Linked DNA regions of Mus musculus: region 1 is linked to region 2. Evidence: chromatin loops called from intact Hi-C (ENCODE). Cell type or tissue: heart. All regions are shown on one strand.

Evidence for each region. Hi-C counts contacts between places; a loop is a spot of excess contacts. Peaks named below come from ENCODE experiments on the same cell type or tissue, not always from the same donor. Only the 100,000 strongest peaks of a DNase experiment are listed, where the experiment ranks them.
Region 1: a loop joins it to region 2, with 2.8 times the contacts of the local background. A loop is called at or near these places in 14 of 42 quality-filtered maps.

What each region holds. Positions count from the first base shown.
Region 1 is chr6:71,396,401-71,404,400 of GRCm38, forward strand. Rmnd5a (required for meiotic nuclear division 5 homolog A) reads right to left here. Exons shown (of 9, transcript NM_024288.2): 5 at 2,727-2,893; 6 at 1,961-2,126; 7 at 452-554. Among named protein-coding and RNA genes, the nearest start is that of Cd8a, 27 kb to the left of the region's middle. In heart, a CTCF peak has its summit at 3,002 (motif pointing left); no DNase peak of the experiment used is centred here.
Region 2 is chr6:71,145,639-71,153,638 of GRCm38, forward strand. Gm30391 (a long non-coding RNA gene) reads left to right here and starts at 2,951. Exons shown (of 3, transcript XR_377755.1): 1 at 2,951-3,032; 2 at 7,443-7,494; 3 at 7,901-8,000. In heart, a CTCF peak has its summit at 4,124 (motif pointing right); no DNase peak of the experiment used is centred here.

The DNA.
Region 1 (8,000 bases), 250 kb after region 2:
TAATTTTCTCACAAATGGAAATTACAGGTTAAAGTCCCTCAAATTTATTTTCTTGTTTCATTTTTGTTGTTGTTGTTGTTAAGATAGTGTCTCACTAAGAGGCCCTGATTACCCTAGAACATAGTATGTAGGCTGGTCTCAAATTTACAAACATCTTCCTAACTCTCCCATCACCTCCCTATACCTATTTTAACTTTAACTAGTTAACTGACTTGTTTCCTTTTTAGAGCGGTGCTGAGACTAGACTCAAAGCTTCAAGCCTGCTAGGCAAATGGTCTTCCACTGAGCTATACTCCCAACCTTATTTTTCACTCATGTTATGTGCATTAAAACAAAAACAGAAACAAAAACAAACAAACAAACAAAACATGTTGAATAGCTACAATAGCGTTTTCTGGTTAAATGGCGAAATTTAAACATTCATCTTCAAGGATTGTCAAGTTGAACTCACAGGTAATTCGTCTTTCTGGTTCCAAACTCCAGTACACTGCCTCTGCTCAATCACAGCTTTGATGTTAATTAGCGCAGGCAGCGCCACACAACCTGCTGAGAAACTGAGGGCAAAAGAGGAAGCATCAGTGCCAACCCCAGGGATGCTAACCCTACAGCAGGTGCAGGACAGCTATTCCTCTAAAAAGAAAACAACTCAACTTTTTTCTCCCTCATGCTCCCAGTCCTCAGCTCTATTTCCTATAATTACTAAAACGTAATCCTCTTTACAAGTAAAACACAAACTTCTAGCACTGTCACATAACCCTAGGCAGCGTGGGAGAAGGAAGAAGAAGAGCAAGCTTTCAAAAGATTGCGTTCTGATAGGACATTTAATTTCCACTAACCCCTCAGTAATTAAAAAGATACTTGGCTTGCCTATCAGGAGAGAGGTAGCGCTGGCCTTCTGTGCTGAGAGGGACGAGCCGTCATCATGAGCACAAATCGCATCACTTCAAGGAGGGGTGAGGGAAATGCAAGGCCTAAAGACCAGTGTGCCTCAGACACGGTGGACTTGTGCTTTAGCATTTAAAGGGGAGGAGACTCTTCTGGGCCTGTCTTCTCTTTAAGTATGATTATGCAAGGTTATATGAATAAAACATTCCAAAGTTTTCCCACCAGTTTACAGTTATTTTTTTTAAACTACAATGTCTTCGCCAGTCTCATCAGAAAAGGCTTTCAAGCTCAGAACCAAAACTTTTAACTTTAGTCTAAAATCGTGACCTTTATCACTGTATGGAAAGATGCACACACTTGCTTCCTTTACTGTGACAAACTTACTTCATTCACTTGGAAAAATAACTTAAAACCAAGAATGTCAATAAACTGTGGTTTGGTTTTCATAGAGTAGATCACTTTTTGTTAGAAATTAAATTTACTGATTGATTCATTTATAAATCACAATAAACACAATAAATTTGAGTGTCTGTCGCAAATGAGTTCAAGTAAAAACTGTATTCTGCAACAAGACATAACACAGGTGCTTTGTCAACACAAGCATCATACTGTGGTGAGAAACTAAACGCTTTATGCAAATGCCCTATTGTGTCACAGAGAATGCTAAGAAGATCCAGACCCAAATATCAACTGAAAGCAAGTATCTATTGCCCACCCAAAGTACTGCAGAGCTCAGCAAGCATTTCCTAGGCAGCCAGCATGGTAGTGATGATACCTGCTGAGGCTGGCATCAGTGTCCCCACAACACAGACCCTGACATTTAACTTACTTCTGCTTCTGCATCATCCGTGCAAATGTCAGCAGTGGAAAGGGTTTTGGGACTCCCTGGCTCCCGGGTCACATTTGGAGAACTTGCTGACCTAAACTGTGTCATTGCCATCTGTGGCAAGCACTTCAAGTACCAACTATTATACGTCTCCAGAAAGACAACACAATCTACTGGTTTGATTAAAGGACCAGGAAAAGCCACCCAGTATAATGCCCATTTCAGAGCAACCAGAGCCCATTACTACACCTGACACTGAGAGGAGACTCCACGGAGAGCCCCAGGAGGGCACAAGCATCCCGTGTAAAGATGTCACAGATGTCAGCCCACTGGTTTGCATCAAGTAAGTGAACATATGGTGAGTTTTCAATCCCTTGTCGCAGGTACACGAGGCTTCCCATCAATACCTGAATGTCTAAAAGAAAAAGCTCCAGCACAATGAAGGTGTGTACTCACGTCTCAAACAGCACTGACTTGTGAAGACATGTCCATCCCATGTGACACAGCCTAAAATAATGTAAACGTGGTCCCTAAGCGTGATCGCAAATCCTCCTCCTTAATTAAGTATACAGGAGAGGAGAAGAAGAAAGCACTGAAAATAACGAGCTCAGACTTTCTAGTCTTACACTGCCATATGTGTTTGGTGAATACGTAGCTACTCTGACACGTGTGGCAGCAGCACGTGGTGAGAGGAAAGTGGCCAAGGAGCAAGCCACAGCTTGGTCTTGGTGTCCTTATATTAAAGAGTCCTTAACTGCCAGTTATCCCAACAGTTTTAGTCATTAGAAAATATGTATGAGAGACACAAGTAGTGGCTACTAGCTCCCCCCAAACACTAAAGACCTCCTCCTCATTGTACTCTTAGCATTCTGGAGGCTGACCTAGGAGAATCACAAGTTTTGAGACCAGCCTGGGCCATACACAGAGACTGTCTCAACTCCTTGTACTCTCTCCACCTTGCCCATGCTCCCTCCCCAAAGAACAAAGGAAAACAGCAGTCTGATTCCAGACTCACCTTTTTGATGATTTAGGGCAAATGGCTGGAAATTTTTCGCATATTGTAAGGCTTCTCGCTGATTTGTAGTTCCACCCATTAACAAGCTAATAAAATACAGTCGGTGTAGCTTAAATTCCAAGGAACTGTTTTGGGCTATGAGCATTTCTCGGTTTGATACTGCCCACCTAAGGCAACAGAAAAATGTGTCAAGGGTAATCAAGGACATGAGTAGGATGCTTTAAAAACTGGTTGACATCTAGCATAAGAGGGTCTAGTTTGCCCTCTTGTGGGAGGTTGTGGTAATATCAACCATTAGGAGATGCAAACACAAAGGAAATTATATTAGATGATAATTACTTCTTCACTAAGGTATTACAGTGAATGGCTCTGGTATGTCACATAATACACTTGGATTTGAAGGGGGCCACACTCTGGAGTGTAAGCCTTGAGATTCACACCTAAATCACTTATAGCCACCCTTCTTCCTATTAAGCAAGCATATTTGTAAATTAGCCAAAATTCTGAAGGGAGCCCCTTACTTTTTAAATTACACGCTTCCATTTCTTACGCTTCCGTTCTTTACTCACATCATAACCTTCCCGGGAAGCTGGAGGACAGCCATGAACTCAAGCAAGGCTTGGTGCAGGCACCTTTACCTGCTTCACTACTTCACAGGCCTGGAATCTCTACTCTGTCTAGCATTAAGAACCTGCAAACATTGAGGCTGTGGATGCAGCTCAGTGATGGGGTGGTTGTTTACACAAATAAAAGGGTCCTGGGTTCAACCCCCAGCACTGCAACAACAAAATACACCAAAGAAACAAACCCAGAAACCATAGATATTTCTCAAGGTTCCCAGTCTTTTTTAGGATTTACTTTTATGTGTGTTTGTGTGTTGTCCCATGTATTATGCACGTGTGCATGTCGCGTACCCTCAAAGGCCACAGGAGAGCACTGGGGTCCCTTGCACTGGGGTTATAGTTTTGATCTATCATGTGAGTGCTGGGAACAAAGCCCAGGTCTTCTGGAAGTGCGACAAGTGCTCACCACTGAGTCCCAGTACTTTGAGAAGATAAAAAAAAGCATACATACACTATGTGCTCTCATGACAAAAAGATTTGTATAGCTATACTATCACTATATCTATACACAGGGAAATAATGTTCTGTTCTGAAACTCTGAAGTGCCATGAGTGATCAGGCAGCAGCTGCACAAGGAGGGACTAATTCATCTTTAACTTTAACTTTATCAGCTGTTAAAGTCAAATTTTACAAATGTGATAAGAAAGCTTCATTTTGATATTCAACTATAAAGCCTATCCTTTAATTGACTTTTATTTGGACATTTTTCAGCTAACCCAATTCACCAAGGACCACTTGAACATGAACCAGGTATGAATATAAAATGTGAGCAAGCCGAGCTGGGAATATATTCTGTGGTGGAGCGCTTGCCCAGCATGTACAAGGCCTCTGCCTTGATCCCTGGCACATGGGGAAGGGAGAACAAAGTAAAGGTGACATAAAATACGAGTAACTCTTCCTCCATTGTACCCAATAGCACCTTCCTTATCTAATAATTTCCCAACAGTACTCTTGTCCCTATCACTAGCTTGCTCAAGTCACCTAACACTAATAAATGAATGACAATTTGAGTGGATGAAACAAAAACAAACAACAAACAAAACAAACAAAAAAAACCCAACAATGTTTTTCCAGATCCTAGACCTGAGATTACAGTCTTCTCCCGATGACTCAACCAACTTTAACATTTAGGCTGCACATTAAGGAAATAATTTTTTTTAAAAATAAAAGTAAAGGCTTTTATACAAAGCAGAAGTAAATATGTCACCCAAGTACACTCACCCTCTTGACTTTGTGACATGATGGTGTCATATTTAAAGTTCATGCTAAAGAATCAGCAGGATGGGAAATAGTGTATGTTTTGTTTTCTGAAACTGGCTGATCATATTTAATATATATTCTAAGTTCATGCATTTCCCTTTAAATTTCATAATTTCACTTTTCTTTAGAGCGGAATAATGTTACACATTATATATGTAACATACTATCATGGTCCATTTATCTGCTGGACTAGGTTGGTTTTATTTCCTAGCTACAGTGATAACTTGGGGTGCAGATCACCCTGCAACACAGGGTTCTTTGTGTATATGCCCAGGAGTGGACTGCAGGCTTTAAGGAAGTTCAGATTTTGTGTTGGAGCACTCACAGGTCTCTTGGGACACATGCAGCTGAGGGCTGGTCAGCTTTTTGCTCACAGTTCAATTCAAATTGAAAGAGACAAAAGCTACTCTGCCTTGGTTTTTACTTTATACTACAGGTTCCTAATAGGGAGAGGGCACAGATTAGCATCACTTTGCTGTTGCCAAAGGATATGTAGATATCACAACCCTTTAGCCACTGCAATCTCTAAATAAGAATTTTGGGATTCTCATAATCAGACCCCCCACCCCCAATAATGGTACTTGGTGACCTAATCAGTAGTAGCCCACACTGACACTCACACAGCACCAACAGCAGCATTCTACCCTGCTCAGACTATGAAAAGGTTTGGGATATTTAAGGCTCTGTATATATAATTTCCATCACACACACACACACACACACACACACACACACACATAATAACATGATGTTACTCACATGGTTAGCTCTCCCCTCTTCTCTCCTAAATTTGCCACTTGGATGGGGTACTATTTCTGGTAAAAATGCATCTGGCCAAGGCTCACAGCCCTCACCACTATACCCATTTTCAGCATGTTAAAGACTACAAATGCCCTTCCCTTCTAATATTCCTGTGGAAGACTTCCACCACTCTTCTTATTTTTTTCCCCCTCTTGGGAATGACTAACAATACTCAGCCCTACAAGTACAAACTTAATGGGAAGCTATTAATAGTATAATCCAAATGTCTTTAAAATTCAAAAAATGGAAAACACCACAAATCAAATTCAGTGGAAGAGCTAGCAATTTCCTAACATCACTGTGGAAACAAAAAGACCACCAACAGTTCATTCAAAGGTATTATCAGCAATCTTGGTGTGTACTCAGGGTCCTGAGCCTGTATCTCCCGGCCTTTCCTCTTATCCCATCTTTGTGTCCTGCTGACCCAACCCACAAAAGCACTCTCAGCCAGTAATCATATACCAGCACAATTAACTAGGATCCAGACAGGGCAACACCAACCAAAGCATGGGATACCCACCCCCCCAAAAAAGACAAGACCAGATAGCTATACTAAGAAACACCTCAAATATCCTAACTGCAGATACCTAGATCCAAGTCCCCAAACACAAATATAAACAGTAAACATTTGGATTGTTCCTCCAGAAACAAATCTATTGCAGTAGGCCTGTGAAATGCAATTTAACTGACACAGAAGATAGGAGCTTCAAAATACCAAGTATAGTATGTTAAAAGAAGGTATGAAATGCCTCAGTGAAGACGATGGAAACACAAAGAGTGGAATGAAACAATAAAAACACTGTAAGACATGAAAGCAGAAACAAAAAACTAAAACTCAGACAAAATTGAAAATGAAAAATTTAGGAGGTCAAATAAAAGCCTCATAGGTAAGCCTCACCAACAGAACAAGACACAGAAGAGAGAGAATTTCAGGTCTTGAAGAGAAAGCAGAAGCAATGGATCACGCAGTCAAAGGAAATGTTAAATCCAAAAACAATCCAGGAAATCTGAGACACTATAAAAACACCGTATCTACAAATAATAGAAATAGAGGAAGGAGAAAAACTCAAGTCAAAGGCAAATAATACAACTTTTTAACAAAATCGTAGAAATTTCCTCATAAGGAAGGAGCTGCCTATTAAAGTATAAACACACAAAACACCGAATAGATAGGACTAGAAAATAAATTCCCTACAACACGTAACAAAACACTAAACACACCGTGGGTGGGGAGGTAGGGGGAGGGAAGGATGTTAAAAGCTACAATGGATAAAGAGCAAGTCACATATACAGACAGGTCCATTAGAATATGGCCGACTTCTTAATGGAGACTCTGAACACTGGAAGGGTCTGAATGGATGTTCTATAAACTGAGGGACCGCAGATGCCAGTCCAGACCTAGTACAGCTCTCTCTCACAACTGACAGAGAAAGAACCATTCCATGGGCTGGTGAGATGGCTCAGCGGGTAAGAGCACTGAATGCTCTTCTGAAGATCCTGAGTTCAAATCCCTTCAATCACATGGTGACTCACAACCACCCATAATGAGATCTTACGCCCTCTTCTGGTGTGCCTGAAGACAGCTACAGTGAACTCATATACTCATATACATAAAAATAAGTAAATAAATCATTTTTAAAAAGAGTGGTGGTGCACACCTTTAATCCCAGCACTCGAGAGGCAGAGGCAGGCGGATTTCTGAGTTCGAGACCAGCTTGGTCCTACAAAGTGAGTTCCAAGACAGCCAGGGCTATACAGAGAAGCCCTGTCTCTAAAAACCAAAAAAAAAAAAAAAAAACCAAGAAGAAACACATTCCACAATAAAAACAAAACAAATTTAAGCAATTTCTATCTACCAATCCATATCTACAGAAGGTGCTAATGGGAAACCTTCAGTCTGAAGAGGTTAACTATATTCAAGAAGACACAAAAAAAATCAGTAATCTTGGAACAATAAATCAGAGAGAGAGTGTGTGTGTGTAAAAACAACTTACATCATAATAACAAATAACAGGAATCAATAAACACTGCTCACTAATAGCTCTCAAAAAGCAATGCCCTCAATACCCCAAATAAAAAGACACAGACTAACAGACTGAATTAGAAAACAGCATTCAGGGATGGAGAGATGGCTCAGTGGTTAAATGCACTTGCAGAGGATCTAGGTTTGATTTCCAGCACCCACATGGTGGTTCACAAACATCTGTAACTCCAGTTCTAGGAGATCCAACTCCTTCTTCTGACCTCCCTCCGAAGGCACCACCAAGCATGCACATGGTACACAGGCACACATGCAGGCAAACCCAAAAAAAAATAAGTTAATTTTAAAAAATCAAAACTGAGTAAGATTCATCTTTTGGCTGCATCCAAAAATATACCTCATCACCAAACAGACATTCCAGGGTTAAAAAAATGACAAAAATATTTCAAGCAAATAAACCCCAAAGCAAGTAGATGTGGATATTTTAATATCTGACAAAACAGACTTCAAATTCAACTGAATCGAAGAGATAGAGAAGGGCATCATATATATACTCACCAGAAGGAAAAATCCACCAAGAGGATATGGCAATTCTAAACATCTATGAAC
Region 2 (8,000 bases):
TCTCCAACGTGTTTCTGTACTTTCCATGAGGTGCATTTAACCATTCAGAAGCCAGGAAAACTGGGACTCACAAAAGTCAGCAGTGTTTGTTACAGTGTTCCCAAAGAAATCGCATCCAAGGACAGCCTCCCTGCCTGGCTCAGGCAGGCCTACAGGACAGCACCACCCTGGGGCCCAGAGGGAGCCCAAAGTTCTTCTGTGAAGTGTACTTTGACTTCTCACCAAGGAGAGGAGCTAAAGGCTGGAGACAACTAAGTTAATCATTAGGGGTTACTGCCTCTGGGGTGTTCAAGACAGGAACTCCAGGAAGAAGGCTGGACTTTGAGAGCAGGCTGCACAGTAAACTGTAGTATTCATATTCTATATTGGAGCCATAAATGAGTTTCTTCCATTTTTCTTGTCTTTTATCTATCTATCTATCTATCTATCTATCTATCTATCTATCTATCCATCTATTTATTAAAATGCAGTAATAATATCAAATAGTCAGACTAGAGCTGGAGACGGGAGCAGTTCAAAACACTGGTTGCTCTTCTGGAGTTCAGTTTCCAACACCCACGAGGCAGCTCACAACCATCTGTAATTTTAGATGAAGGGGACCTAACTCCCTGTTTCGACCTCCATCAGTATCAGGCATGCAAGCATACCTGCAGGCAAAACACTCATACACATAAAATAATAAAAAATAAAAATATATTCTGACTAAGGCATTCTTTTTTATTGTTTATTTTATTTATTTACATTTCAAATGTTATCTCCCTCCCCTGTCCCTCCTCTGCAAACCCCCAACCTCTCCCCCTCCCCCTGCTTCTATGAGGGTGCTCCCCCACCTATCCTCTCACTCCCACCTCACCGCCCTAGCATTCCCCTACACTGGGGCATCACGCCTCCACAAAATCAAGGGGCTCCCCTCCCATTGATGCCAGATAAGGCCATCCTCTGCTATATATACTGCTGGAGCCATCAGTCCCTCCAACTGCATCCGCAACTGTATTGGTTAGGCTCTGGCAGAGCCTCTCAGGAGACAGCTATACCAGGCTCCTGTCAGCAAGTGCCTCTTGTCATCAGCAATAGTGTCTGGGGTTGGTGTCTGGAGATGGGATGGATCCCTAGGTGGGGCAGTCTCTGCATGGCCTTTCCTTCAGTCTCTGATTCACTCTTTGTCCCTGCATTTCCTTTACACAAGAGCAATTCTGGGTTAATATTTTTGACATGGGTGGATGGCCCCATCCCTCAACCGGGGCTGTGCCTAACCTCTGGATATGGTCTCTACAGGTTCTCTCTTCCCTTTGTTGGGTATTTCAGCTAATGTCATCTCCACTGGGTCCTGGGAGCCTCTTGCTTTCCTAGCATCTGGGACTTTCTAGTGGCTATCCCAGTTCCCCATCCCCCACTGCTACAAACCTCCATTCAATTTCCTGACTCTCCTTACTTCTTCCCAGTCTCCTCCCACACCTGATCCTGCCCCAGTTTTCCCATCCCCCTCCTCTCTAACCCCCAGGTCCCCACCTCCCTCTACCTCCCATGATTATATTGTTCTCCCTTCTAAGTAGGATTGAAGCATCCATACTTTGGTCTTCCTTCTTCTTGAGCTTCATATGGTCTGTGAGTTGTATTGTGGGTATTCTGAGCTTTTTTCCTAATATCCACTTATCAGTGATTACCTACCATGTGTGTTCTTTTGTGTCTGGGTTACCTCACTCAGGATGATATTTTCTAGTTCCACACATTTGCCTGAGAATTTCATAAAATCATTGTTTTTAATAGCTGAGTAGTACTCCATTGTGTAAATGTACCACAATTTCTGTATCCATTCCTCTGTTGAGGGGCATCTGGGTTCTTTCCAGTTTCTGGCTATCATAAATAAGGCTGCTATGAACATAGTGGAACATGTGTCCTTGCTATGTGTTGGAGCATCTTTTGGGTATATGCCCAGGAGTGGTATAGCTGGGTCCTCGGGTAGTACTATGTTCAATTTTATGAGGAACCACCAGAATTTCCTGAACAGAACACCAATGGCTCAGACTCTAAGATCAACTACAGACAAATGGGACCTCAAAAAACTGAAAAGCTTCTGTAAGGCAAAGGACACTGTCATCAGGACAAAACAGCAACCTACAGATTGGGAAAAGATCTTTACCAATCCTACACCCCATAGACGTCTAATATCCAAAATATACAAAAAACTCAAGAAGTTAGACTCCAGAGAACCAAATAACTCTATTTAAAAATGGAGTACAGAACTAAACCAATGCATCCTTATTGGCAACCACGCCCCAAACCGATCAGGTAAATTTAGATATAGCACCCCACAGGCTGTCAAAACTGATTTCAGTTCTGAGGTCACACACATAATTAAAAAAGAAAGCAAAACAAAAACTTTAATTGCATCAAGACAACAAAAGAGTATGGAAAGAAACCACAGGATTCAGAATAATTAAACAGGGCTAGAGCGATGGCTCAGTGGTTAAGAGCACTGACTGCTCTTCCAAACATCCTGAGTTCAAATCCCAGCAACCACATGGTGGCTCACAACCATCTGTAATGGGATCTGATGCCCTCTTCTGGTGTGTCTGAAGACACCTGTAGTGTACAATGTATATGAATATATTAAATAATTAAGTCTTTTAAAAAATTAAGCATATTTAAGTAGTGTATTTTGTTTGTATTCCCAAAGTGAATGGCAAACCTGTGCAGAACCCAGATCTTTCACATGGTGATTTGAGGAGGCTAGACATCTGCGTGACACCAAAGGGGAGGGGAAGCTGCTGTGACCAGGGTTCACTGCTTCTCTGTCTCTCATTTCTTGGACTCTTCTTTCAGTTTCTAATCAGCCATGGTAGTCTTGATTGCATTGTTCCCCAGTGTAGTTCCTAGGTGATGTCTGCAGTCTCAAAGGTCAAGGCAAACCCCTCCCCCTCCACTGCACAACGGGTGGCTTGGGGGCACTGCAGAACCAGAACCTGAACTTTCGGCATCAACAGTCGTCTCCTGCTCACACAGTTGAATCTGTAATTTCAGAACATCTCGAGGTAACTCCTGCAAACCCCGTTCATCTCCTGTACAAGCTAGGAAACCCCACCTGCCCTCCTTCTCCCAAACCCTCCCACAGAGAAAAAAACCACCACACTGAAATGTCATCACCCTTCGTCTCTGCATTTCCAGCAACCAGCTCAGGGGCTCAATTTTTGACTCTGTGTGAGTACACTCCCAGTTCCTGTTCACCCCAAGTTCCCTTATCCCCTCAATAGGACTGATCCCAGCACTCAGTAGTCAAAGGCTTAACTATCAGAGCCCAAGTGGCCCTGAGCACTTTCTCCAGTCTCACTTAGTAGAAACACTTCGCCCTCACCTGCTGTGATGATGGAGAATACCTTGACTTTCCTCCTTTTTAGAATAAGCCACTCCGTTTCTATTTGAGACAAGGTGACCCTCACTGAAGCTGGCCTTCACCCATTATGTAGACCTTGGACTCTGATTCTCCCACTTTCGCCTCCTGAGTTCTGGGATTAAAAGTGTTTGCCATTACACCTGGGTTATGCAGTGCTGTGGGTTGAACCCAGGGCCTCGTGCATACTAAGCAATTACTCTGTCTAATGAAGTATGTACCCAGACTGCCGCCTGTCTTTCCTAGGAGACATCAGATGTTCCTCTGCCTTAGCATACCCTCAAAGTCCTTACTTTGTCACCCTATGTCATGTGACACTAGAGACATGAACAGTTGTTTTGTTATTGTTGTTTTGTTTTTAGTTTTTAATTACATTTATTTATTTGTGTGTTTGTGTAAAAGCCTGCACACATGTACAACTCAGAGCACAACACTTAGAAGTGTTGGTGAAAGTCTCTCCTTCCACCAAGTTGGTTCCAGGGGTCAAACTCAGGTCATTAGGCGCTACCCACTGAGTCATCCCTCCAAGCCCTAACTACCTCGTTCCAGCTCATTGGAGTATGAGAAACAGGATAGAACAGGGAAAATGAGAAAATTACAAGTGGGACAAATAATCACACTGATCCCTGACTGGGGCTGTCTAGAGCTGCACTCTTCTCTCTCATGTGGTACTGACCGGCAGCCTGCAATACACCTTCTCTGCTGGCAAGAATGGAGGTGGCTACATTAACTGCCACCAGATGGCAGTACAAGGTCAAAGGTGCGTGGGACGGGTGTTCCTTGGCCAGCTCCAGTTTGGGGTTTTAGGTGGGGGAGTGCGGGGGATTGAGTGGGATCCTTTGGAGAATGGTGATGGGATTTTGTACATTAAAAAGAATTTTAATCTTCCATAGGGACTTAAAAATCAGAGAAGTTCTAATACTTTCCAAGAAGCAGGAGAATTAGCAGCAATGGACAACTTTTCCCTAAGAGCTCTCTTTCCTGTCTAGTCTCCTCTCTCCTAGCCAGGTCCCAGGCTTGCACTCATCAGTAATAATGCACTTCATGTTTTTCTTGCTCCCCAAATGTAGCATCTTTTATCACTTTTCCCTATTCCTCCACTGTTTGTTGCTAAGCAGCAATTGTGAATAAGCAACAGCCTATAAATTGTGATTAACATTCTTGTTCTCACCGGGTCGGTTGACCTTCCATATTTGACTAATGTAACAAGCAGAGCTCAGGGTCTCCTCTCCAGGGCTATCTATTCCTTGTATCTCCTTCTGATGAGACTAATGGGCTCATTTCTTATTAATCAGACCATTTCCCTTCACTTCATCCTCAGAGAAACCCTGTATGATAGAAACCTAGCAGGATTATCCAGAGTGAGCAACAGCTGGAGAACATAAGATGCCTATAGAGGCCTGCAAAACAAAAGGAGTGTGTGTGTGTGTGTGTGTGTGTGTGTGTGTGTGTGCGCGCACACACACACATGAGGAGAGGGGAGTTGTAACTAAGATACACTATATACACATATAAAATACTCAATAAAATACTTGCAAACCAAATACAAGAACACATCAAAAAGATCATCCACCATGATCAAATAGGCTTTATTTCAGAGATGCAGAGATTGTCCAATATATGAAAAAGAGAAAATGTAGTTCACCATATAAAATAACTGGGGAAAAAAAACCAAGATAATCTCATTAGATACAGAAAGGGTCTTTTAAAACATCCAACACTTTTTTTTAATAATAAAAAGTCTTGGAGAAATTAGGGACACAAAAGGCATACCTAAACATAATAAAGGCAATTTCAACCAAGCCTATAGCCAACATCAAATTAAATGGAGAGAAACTCAAAGTGATTCCACTAAAATCAGGGGCAAGACAAGCCTGTCCACTCTATATATATCTATTCAAGATAGTATTTGGAGTCCTAGCTCGAGCAATTGGACGACTATAGGAGACCAAGTGGATACAAATTGGAAAGGAAGTCAAAGTGTCGCTATTTGCATTCGGTCCCAGGCCCCCTGATTGTCTGCATACAGATAGTCTTAGGATGCAGATGAGCTGGGGAGTGGGTCAGATCAGTGCCTAGTCAGAGAGGTTATTTCTGGCAACCGATGGGAGTGGATGCAGAGACCCGCAGCCAAAGAGTAGGCAAAGAGAACCCAGGCTGGAGTTCTCTATCAGGTTCCTTCCTTGGAGCTCAGGAAACCCCACGTAAGGGAAGGGGGTGGAGTTGTGGGAGCCAGCAGGGTCGCACTGGGAGACCACAGCCCGTGTAATTAACTAAGCAGAGCTCGTGGCGATTCACAGAGACCAAGGAAGCAATCACGGCCTGCTTGGGTCTGCACTAGGTCCTCTGCCTGTGTTATCATTGTGTAGCTTGGTGTTTCGGGAGGACCCCTGACAATGGGAGTGGCGTGTCTCCATCTCTTTTGTCTGCTCTTGGAACACTTTACTCCCTCCTACTGGGTTGCTTTGCCCAGCCTTGATGTGAGGATTTGTGCCTGGCCTTATTGTATCTGTCTGTGTGTGCTCAGTTGAAGTCTCTGGAAGGCCTGCTCATTTTTATTTTTAAAAGCGGTGAGCAAAGTACTGGCTAGAAAACATTAAATGCCTAATAATTATTTGTAGTACGGGCAGAAAACCAAATTGGTTCTTATGTAAATGGTGAAGGAGATAGACTAGTGTGAGCCAGGACTGTGTGTGGAGGAATCCATGGTGTATAAATGTAGATGTGGTCTTTTCAGTTTATCACGGTACCTGTTGCTGTGTGTGTTAGGAACAGTGTGAGTGCAGATGAAGGTAGAGAACGGAGGGTGTGCTGACTAGTGTTATGTCTACTCCACACAAGTCGTTTTGGAAGAAGGAACTGTAAAAGTACTAGGCTTTTCTATGCTCACTCTGTCTCTGAAACAATGACACAGGAACCTGTGCCATTTATTAAAAAGCTTCAGGCACTAAGCAGGGCAGATTCTGATCTATTCTAACCCGACTAAGCTGGCCTGGCCTACTTCCCAGCCTACTTTTCAGCCATGTGTGGGTTACCTGCCATCTTGTCTTGCCTTGGTCTCCTTCTTCATTCATGGCTCATGGTGACTCCCAGGTCCCTGAAGGCTACTCTTTCCTTCCATCTGAGACTCTCTCTCTTTGGCTTTCTCTGGGCATGGAAGTCCTGACTGCCTTCTCCTGCCCAGCTATAGGCTGATCAGCTCTTTACTGACCAATCAGAATATGACAGAGAATGATGTTTTACAAAATATGGAGTCAGGAAATGCTCATAATAATGACAATATCATTTCTGGACTGGATCTCTGGGTACAAAAATCAGCATTCGAATATACAATGCACAAAAGACATCCCTCAACAGGGAAGCTTAACTGAGACAATGCCAAGCCTATGTGCATTTTCTCAATTACTGTGGGTCTTCCTGTGGTTGGTGGCACCCCTGGCCTGCAGGCTGAGCAAACCATGGGAAGAAAGCCAGTGAGCAGCACCCCTCCATGGCCTCTGCTTTAGTTCCTGCCTCCAGGTTCATGCCCTGCTTGAGTTTCTGTCCTGACGTCCTTCAGTAATGAGTTGGACTGTGGAAGTGTAAACAAAATAAACTCTCTCCATCCCAGGTTGCTTTTGGTAATGTTGCTTCAGTGTAGCATCAGAAAACAAAACTAAGACAGGAACTTGGTCTTAAGAGTCACTGAAGACATCTGCTGCAGTAGTCCATATGTGGCAGCTTGAGTCTGGGAATGGAATACAAAATGAAAGGCAGTCTCAGTATGCTCACTTGAGTGGTAGGGGAGTCTCCTAAGTCAGGGGGCTGATGGCTGATGATGAGTTGGATGGAGAAGATAGTAGCCAATCTGCTGGGCCAGTGGGCACTTTCCAAAGGGACTGGAGGATGGGGAAGGAAGAGCCCTGTCGAGATCCCAGGTGCTCATGACACTTCTCCAGCAGCTACCTCCTACCTCTTTAGCAGGGTGACCCCTGGAATGGCTTGGATCATGCTTTCTGATGAAGTATAGAAGCTTGCTGACAATTTCCCTGTTTGCTCTCATTCTCCCCTCTAGGGTAGATTCAAGTCTCCTTCTTTGACTGTGTGACACCTCTCAGTTGGTCCTGGTAAGTAATCATGGGGTTCAGAGGAAAGGGTGGTGTACTGGCTAGTTTTGTGTCAACTTGACACAGGCTGGAGTTGTCACAGAGAAAGGAGCTTCAGTTGAGGAAATGCCTCCATGAGATCCAGCTGTGGGGCCTTTTCTCAATTAGTAATCAAGGCGGGAGGGCCCCCTGTGGATGGTGCCATCTCTGGGCTGGTAGTCTTGGGTTCTATAAGAGAGCAGGCTGAGCAAGCGAGGGGAAGCAAGCCAGTAAAGAACATCCCTCCATGGCCTCTGCATCAGCTTCTGCTTCCTGACCTGCTTGAGTTCCAGGCCTGACTTCCTTGGTGATGAACAGCAGGATGGAAGTGTAAGCCGAATAAACCCTTTCCTCCACAACTTGCTTCTTGGTCATAATGTTTGTGCAGGAATAGAAACCCTGACTGAGACAGGTGGTGTGTACTGCAAGCAGCAGGGAGCTGGGTGTCACTTCTGTATGGAGGCAGAGCCGATGTCAAGAAGCACTTG